Linked DNA regions of Homo sapiens: region 1 is linked to region 2. Evidence: chromatin contacts called from ENCODE Hi-C data. All regions are on one chromosome and are shown on one strand. Each heading gives the region's core, a stretch centred on a gene start or an enhancer-like site at or near the end of the contact. The rest is flanking DNA. Distances are from core to core; before and after follow the strand shown.

Region 1 (3,515 bases), core at 610-3,109, 280 kb after region 2:
CTCTGATAAATGTCCAATGAAGCAAAAGTGTGCATGCCATAAAATCACAGGTGGCATGTAGACAAAGTGAAGTGGAGAAATATATCTAGAAGGAGTAACCAACTCTATCTACCATGGTTTATTCTTTGCAGAACAGCAGGTCTGACAGGCAGCTGAGGAAATCGGAGCTTTTCTAGATACCCCACAGCCTTGCACAGGGATACAGTGATGTGGGGATGCAGGTAGTAGTGTTGCCATGGAGACACCATCAGTGGCCAAGCTCTTCTCCTTTGAGGGCTCACTCCGTCTACTCATCACGAAGTTGAATTAGCTCTCTATGTGCTTGGTAGGCAGATTCCTCACTGGCTTGTGAACGCTTTTAAAATAAAGCCAAAACTCCTTCCCAGCTGCCATCTTGTTACCATCCTAGACTCCTGTCAACATCTCAGTGACAGCATGTTCTCTCCCCCTGCCATGACTTTATTCACCTGTTAGGACTACTTTTTCATTATCTTTTTTCCTAGAAACCTCTCCTACTCAGTAACCTTTGGGTCCAGCTTCCTCAAGCAGGCCTTCCCTGATCTGTTGTTAACCAGGAACCTTCTGTAGCACAGTGGCTAACACATTAATGATGGCCTAACAAAAGAGTCGCAGTACCAACCACTTTCTTTGTTTTAAAACTTTTTATTTTGTAAAATTGCAAGGTTAGATCAAAGTTACAAGAATAGTATAACAAACTCCCAAACACCCTTCTAGATTTTTCTGTTAATATTTTGCCACATTTGTGCTGCTTATTCTCTCCCTCTGTTCCTCTCTCTTTCCACACACACAGGCATATACACATATCATTTTTGTTGAACCATCTGAGAATAAATTGCAAACATCATCCCTTATCTGTATACATTTCAGCATCTTTCTCTTCAGAACAAGAACATTCTTTTAAATATCTTTTTCACAAGAACTCTCCACTTTGAAATTTATGGTCTAGCTATTTCTGGCTGTATCATTGTGTCAGATAGAAACTCCTTTTTATTTTTTTAACTCCTTGCAACACCTACCACAATGCATGGTACACAGTAAATTTTCAGTGAATTATTGTTTAATAAATGAAGTTGACTGCCACAAGTATTTCGGCATTGCCTCTGTTCCGCCTTTTGGACTCATGGTTCCTGCTTCTGTAGAAACTCTACCTTGTTGGTTGAGCCTGCTTGTCTTGCCTGTGGGAGAGGGCAAAGAGCACCAAGGAGTGGTCTTCAACCAATGGCTGTTGAGAGTTGGTTGATAAGTACCCCTACTTCCTTGACTCTCAAGGGGAATGTATCTGAGGAATGTTCTGTACTGTCTCCCAGAGGTCCTCAGCTGAAATGAGTTCTGGTTGCTCAAAGCTGCTACCTGTTCATTAACTTACACTCTATTGGCATCCTACCCTTCCCCACTTTCATTCTTCTGTTCCCTGTCAGGCCTTTTTGGGATCTTCTCCCACAAGATTCAGATACCTTCCAAGAGTCTGATTCTGGGGAAAACCAATCTAAGATACTGCCCCTCAATGACTGAGGCATCATTTCTGCAAATCAAAATACAGTAAGAGATCTTTAAATTATATGTTTCCAAGCAAAGTCACCCAGGAGGCTTATTTTTAAAAGGGAAGGAATTTCCACTGCTCAAAAGTTACAAGATAAATTAGTCTAAAGTAAGGCACTGCATATAATTCTTCATTGAAGCATGAATTGGCATATTAAAAAGAGGAAACAACTGCCCCTGAAAATTACCCTGTACCAACTTCAGCAACCCCTGGGAGAGAGAAGCACTTCTTGGTGCAGATGGCCAGAGCCGCTGGAGCCCAGCCGGAAGGGAGGGAGTTGGATAGGACCAGGCAGTGTGGTCTTGGCACTCAGCACACACCAGCCTCATACCCAGCTGGCCCCGTCACAGTCTCCGCCCTTGAGCTTCTGTGTTTATTAGGAAACCATTTTTCCTTTCTCACAGAGATAGAAATCTTGCTCCCAGACATGGCAAGTGTCAAGGTTCATGCCTGGGTCCCTCATTCAGACTGAGTGTTTGCCAAAAAAGGGGAAAAACAAAGTATTGTGGCTAGGGGCAGGGAGTTAAGGAGCCAGTAAGACTGCAAATAACAGGATATGCTGACGTCTGGGTATCAAGACAGAGGGATATAGAAATTCCAAGGAGAAACGGGTTAGGGAGGACGCGAAGTTTCCTACACCCACTAAAATGGCACCGTCCCCTGAATTTCACATCTGTGCTTGGGCTTTGGGACAGGCAGTGGCCCAGCCAGTTTGGTCACTGTCATTAATCTAGACAGTGGTGGAGGAGGAGGGAGGCCACAATATCACCTTCTGAGAATGACTCACACAGTGCTCTTCCCCACCTCAGGACCTGTGTGCTCACTTCTTCTCTGCCGGGAAAACTCGTACTCTGATTTTTCTCATATCTGCCTCATAGTCTTCTCATCACAACTCAAATGTCACTTCAGTGGGAGGCCCGTCCTCACCCATCCTCAGTTCCTCTCTTTCTGATTTCCCTATTTCTGTCATAACACTTATCACAATCTGTAAATGGCAGGTTTATCTGTTTGTTTACTTAACTGTTGAGTGTCTTCCTCACTTGGTTCAAAGCTCCACGAAGGCAGGCATGTTGTCTGTCTTAATGACTGTCGTGTGCCCAGCATCTTAGTGCAGTGCCTAACACACAGTAGCTGCTCAGTCAATGTTGGTGGGTGAGTGGGTGGGCAGTTGGTTGGTTGGTAGGTTGGTTGGCTGGATGGATAGGTATGGATGTATGTATGGATATGAATGGATGGATAGATGGGTGGATGGATGGATAGATGTGGATGTATTTACAGATATGAATGGATGGATAGATGGATAGATATAGTTGTATGTATGGATATGAATGGATGGGTAGATGGATTGATAGATATGGATGTATTTATGGATATGAATGAATGGATAGATGGGTGGATGGATGGATGGGTAGATATGGATGTATGTACGGATATAAATGAATGGATAGATAGGTGGATGGATAGATAAATATGGATGTATGTATGGACATGAATGGATGGATAGATGGGTGGATAGGTGGATAGATATGGCTGTATTTATGGGTATGAATGAATGGATAGATGGGTGAATGGATGGATAGATATGGATGTATTTATGGGATGTATGTATGGATATGAATGGATCGATAGATGGGTGGATAGGTGGATAGATGTGTATGTATGTATGGATATGAATGAATAGATGGGTGGATGGATGGATAGATATGTATGTATTTAAGGATATGAATGAATGGATAGACAGGTGGATGGATGGATAGATATGGATGTATTTATGGGATGTATGTATGGATATGAATGAATAGATAGATGGGTGGATGGATGGATAGATATGGATGTATGTTCGGATATGAATGGATGGATAGATGGGTGGATGGATGGACAGGTAGATGGATGGATATGGATGGAATAAGAGAAGGAATATTTTGACACTGTACCTAAAACAAGGTAGGAGAAA
Region 2 (3,774 bases), core at 578-3,077:
CCTCTGGGTGCCAGTGAGGGCCTGAGGAGTTTGGGAACTTCTTTGTCCTTGGTCAGGTCACAATGCTCCTGTAAATCTTTAACAAAACACAGTTGTTTACATACTTTCCCTTTAACCCCAGAGTTATTTTTTAAAACTACATAATTGCTGTTTTTGTGTATTATCTATATGGATCTTTAACAAAACATGATTGTTTACATACTTTCCCTATAACCCCAGAGTTGGCTTTTAAAACTACATGATTGCTGTTTTTGTGTATTATCTCAGTGCTCTAAAATTATCCTAGCCTACACGCGGGCATGGGTTAAAGCCCCTTACACAAATACGGTGAGTGTTACATTCTTTTGCTGTTTCGCTGTTGCTGAATGAATGACTGAATGAAAGCATCTCCCAAGGCTGCCTGCTTGCTTACCTTCTCACATGATGCTTCTTTGCCTCTCTGTTCCTTAAGGAGCTTTCCCTCCCTTCTTTCTTGCCCCACAGTCCCCAAACTCACCAGTGTGGGCAGAAGGAGAAAAGGAATGTTCTATCCAGCCCCATACCCCAGCACCTGCTGGGCAACTTTGTCTTCCCTTCTGCAAAAGAAAAGAAGTCCCCTCAAACACAGGAGAGGATGGGAAAAGGCATCTCTCTAAGCAGTAACCCTGGCAGGGCCCTTCAGGATTCCCAAATTCCCAATTTATAGACAGGGAAACTGATCCCTAGAGAAGGGAAGGGACTTGCCCATGTCCACACAGCATGTTAGTGGGACACATCATGAAACATAAAAGCAGGAAGAGGGTCTAGAAACCATCTAGCCCTACCCCCTCATTTAGAGAAAGGAAAACCGAGGCCCAGAGAGGGAGAGTTAGTGACAGAGCCACAACAAGAACTCAGAAGAGGGTCAGCTGGTGTGCAACCAGCTCAGTGACACAAAAGCCTGTGCTAGGGATTTAATGTTCTACTGTCGTGTCTTGAAATTCTTCATATCTTATCTGTAAATGTGTAGTTTGTAAATGAAGTCTGTGAGATAACACAGCAGGCACCCAGGCCAACAGCCTCAGTTCAAGTGCAGTCCGGCCCCTCCCTCACCAGGTGGGTTCTCAGTGCCAGCTTCCCCAACCCCCTGCTATCTCCTCCTCACATCCCTTCTTCTCTCTCTTCCCCCCAACAGCTGCCAGTCTGCTATCTGCAGGGCACTGGCACGGGAGGCTGAGCATGCACATCCCACAGCATTTGGGTAGGACACGACTGCAGCCATGCCTGCCCTAGAGGTTGATGACATCGTGGTGCCTTCAAGGGGGGAAACTGGCAGGGCAAGCCTTTCCCCTATGCTAGAGCCTCTGACATGGAGGTTGCAAGATGTGGGGGTACCTGTCCACCATGGATTGGGGTGAAGGGCCTGTGGGAAAGGAGGATGCCTGGCTTCCCTTCTCCGGGTCCTCTTGCCTCAGTGTAGGGGACCTGGCAGCAGATGGGCACTGGTGGGCCACACTGCAGGGGAAGGCTCCTGGGTGCCTTGAGGGCCTCCGTGCTCCTCTCCAGTAGCTCCATGCCCAAGGTAGCATAGCATTAAATAGCAAATACACAGCACAAGAGGGGCCACAGAAGTGGGGTGGGGCTTTATGTTTGGGTACCTCTCTCCTGCCTGTGGAACAAAAGGCTTGTGTTTGCAATGTGCCCTGGGCTGTCACATTAGGTAGCTGTCCTGACTCAGGACTTCTGTTGCTCTGGCCACCAGCCCCCAGCACTCAGCACCGCTGGACAACACCGGTGTATTCACGTTCAGTCTAGTGCGTTCCCGGCCCTGTGCTGGGCCTCTTTTCCCTGTTTTCTTGTTTGCAGCCTTGTCGTAACTGAGTGAGGTGTGCACTATTATTAGACTCATTTTACAGGTGAGGAAAGACAGCTGCCCATAGGCTGAGTTAACTTGTCCACGTCCTCCACCAGGGAAGCAAGAGAGCCAAGCTCCCCACCCAGGTGGCCTGGTGCTCCTGTCCTGGCCCGACATGCGGGCAGTCGGGCCGTCGGGAAAGGAAAGCGCAGTGTAGAGGAGCTGCTTCTCACCGCCTCTCCTCCCCTCCCCACCTTCCCCGGGAACTCATGCCCCTCCCCTGCACTCCTGCTCCTTGCCGGCTCGCCCTGGGCCGCTCCGAAGGGAGGAGACCACGTGACCCAGGTCACCGGTAACCAGGCAACCGTTCCAAGACACTGCTTTTCATCCACTCTGGCTTCTACCTTATTCAATATCTGCCAGGCGGGCAAGGCTCCTGGGAGCATCCCTGAAGTAATTCTAAGAAATAAGGCTTGCTGGGGAGGCCTGCGGGGACATCTAATATTCTTTCTCTCTGAACTCTGTGCCCCAAAGTCGTGAACTTGCCTGTTGGGGATTCTGAGTGAATGCTGGAAATCCAGATTCGTTGGGGCCAGAGTTTGCCCTGCGCATGAGGGAGAGGGTGTGGGGTATGGGCAGAGGTGGCAAGGGAGGCTTTGTGAAACGTTACACTCTGCTTCCTCAACTGCAGGCCATTTCTCTGGGCCAGGAGCCAGCTGTTCCCAAAATGGCCACGATGCCTCAGGAGGGAGGTTGACACCCTGTGCTCTCAGAAGCAGCTCAGAGCTCAGAGGCAGACCTCTACTCATGCAATTCTGCCTTCTGTGCATGCAATGGATTGCTGCCATCTCCAATCAGGTGGGGACATTAATGGGGTGACCAAGGTTTATTAAGCCCCTATTATTTTCCCTGTGCTAGACACTAGGGAGAGAAAAAGTAGCAAATCCGACCTAATTCCCATTTCATAGATGGGAAAATGGAGGCTCAGATAGGCAGAAAGAGTTTCCCTGAATCTGGCTTATGAAAATATCAGCCCTTTCCATTTGCCATGCTGCTTTTACAGAGGAAGAAAGGAACTTCAAGTACATCTAGGCCAGCTTCCTTACTTTGCAGAAGAGGAAACTGAAGAATAGGGAGACAAAGTGTCTCCTCCTCTAGAGTCACACAACTTGCTTGGCTTCAAAGTCACTTTTTAAATTACACAGGGGACTCTTAACCCCAGTTACGACCTGTTCTTGGATTCAGTTAACTGTTTTTTGTTTTGTTTGAGACAGGGTCTTGCTCTGTTGCCCAGACTGGACTGCAGTGGCACAATCATAGCTTATTGCAGCCTTGCACTCCTGGGCTCAAGGGATCCTCCCTCCTCAGCCACACAAGTAGCTAGGACTACATGCATGTGCCACCAAGCCTGGCTAATTAAAAAAAAAAAAATTTTGTAAAGATAGGGTTTCACTATGTTGCCCAGGCTGGTCTTGAACTCCTGGCCTCAATCAGTCCTCCCACCTCGGCTTCTCAAAGTGTTGAGATTACAGGCGTGAGCCACTTCGCCCAGCCCAATAACTGTTTAGAACTCTAAACTTCCTTCTATTTTCCAAAGCCAATTGAATTATCCCTGTCTTTATGTGCAGACAGCACTGTAATTTCATAATACAGGCAGTGTCGTGTAGTTAAAAATCATTCTTTTCTCTTCTTTGGAGCAATTGAGATTTTGGACAACTATTTCATCTTTTTAGGTTTGTTTCCTCTTCTGTAAAATGGGGGTGATAATAGTATTTACCTCATAGAATTATTGGGAAGATTCAATGAGATAATTTATATCAAGTGTTGAATACAGCCCTGGATATTATTATAATTGTGTCAAATTTTTATTACTAGTGTCTTCAAAATCTCAACCAGATAAAGAATAGAGCTGACCTCACCTCATATTCATTCATCCCTTTATTTGATATCCCAAAGGACTC

What was found. Hi-C counts contacts between places; a loop is a spot of excess contacts on that map. Pooled maps may share reads with other maps.
Region 1: a loop to region 2 is called in a map of prostate gland, with 2.8 times the contacts of the local background. The contact joins two enhancer-like sites. A Hi-C loop is called at or near these places in 1 of 168 maps with a recorded cell type or tissue (prostate gland) and 1 of 50 pooled maps.

What each region holds. Positions count from the first base shown.
Region 1 is chr3:64,208,840-64,212,354 of GRCh38, reverse strand. The region is part of intron 1 of PRICKLE2 (prickle planar cell polarity protein 2); the gene reads left to right. Among named protein-coding and RNA genes, the nearest start is that of PRICKLE2, 15 kb to the left of the region's middle. Within about 2 kb of position 1,859, at least 18 of the 41 ENCODE cell types and tissues checked have a DNase peak (open chromatin) inside an H3K27ac peak, as active enhancers do.
Region 2 is chr3:64,487,869-64,491,642 of GRCh38, reverse strand. It overlaps LOC105377123 (a long non-coding RNA gene), which reads left to right. Exons shown (of 8, transcript XR_940913.3): 1 at 1-2,266; 2 at 2,505-2,671. Among named protein-coding and RNA genes, the nearest start is that of PRICKLE2-DT, 44 kb to the right of the region's middle. RefSeq lists enhancers at 1,043-1,986, 1,987-2,930. Within about 2 kb of position 1,827, at least 2 of the 41 ENCODE cell types and tissues checked have a DNase peak (open chromatin) inside an H3K27ac peak, as active enhancers do.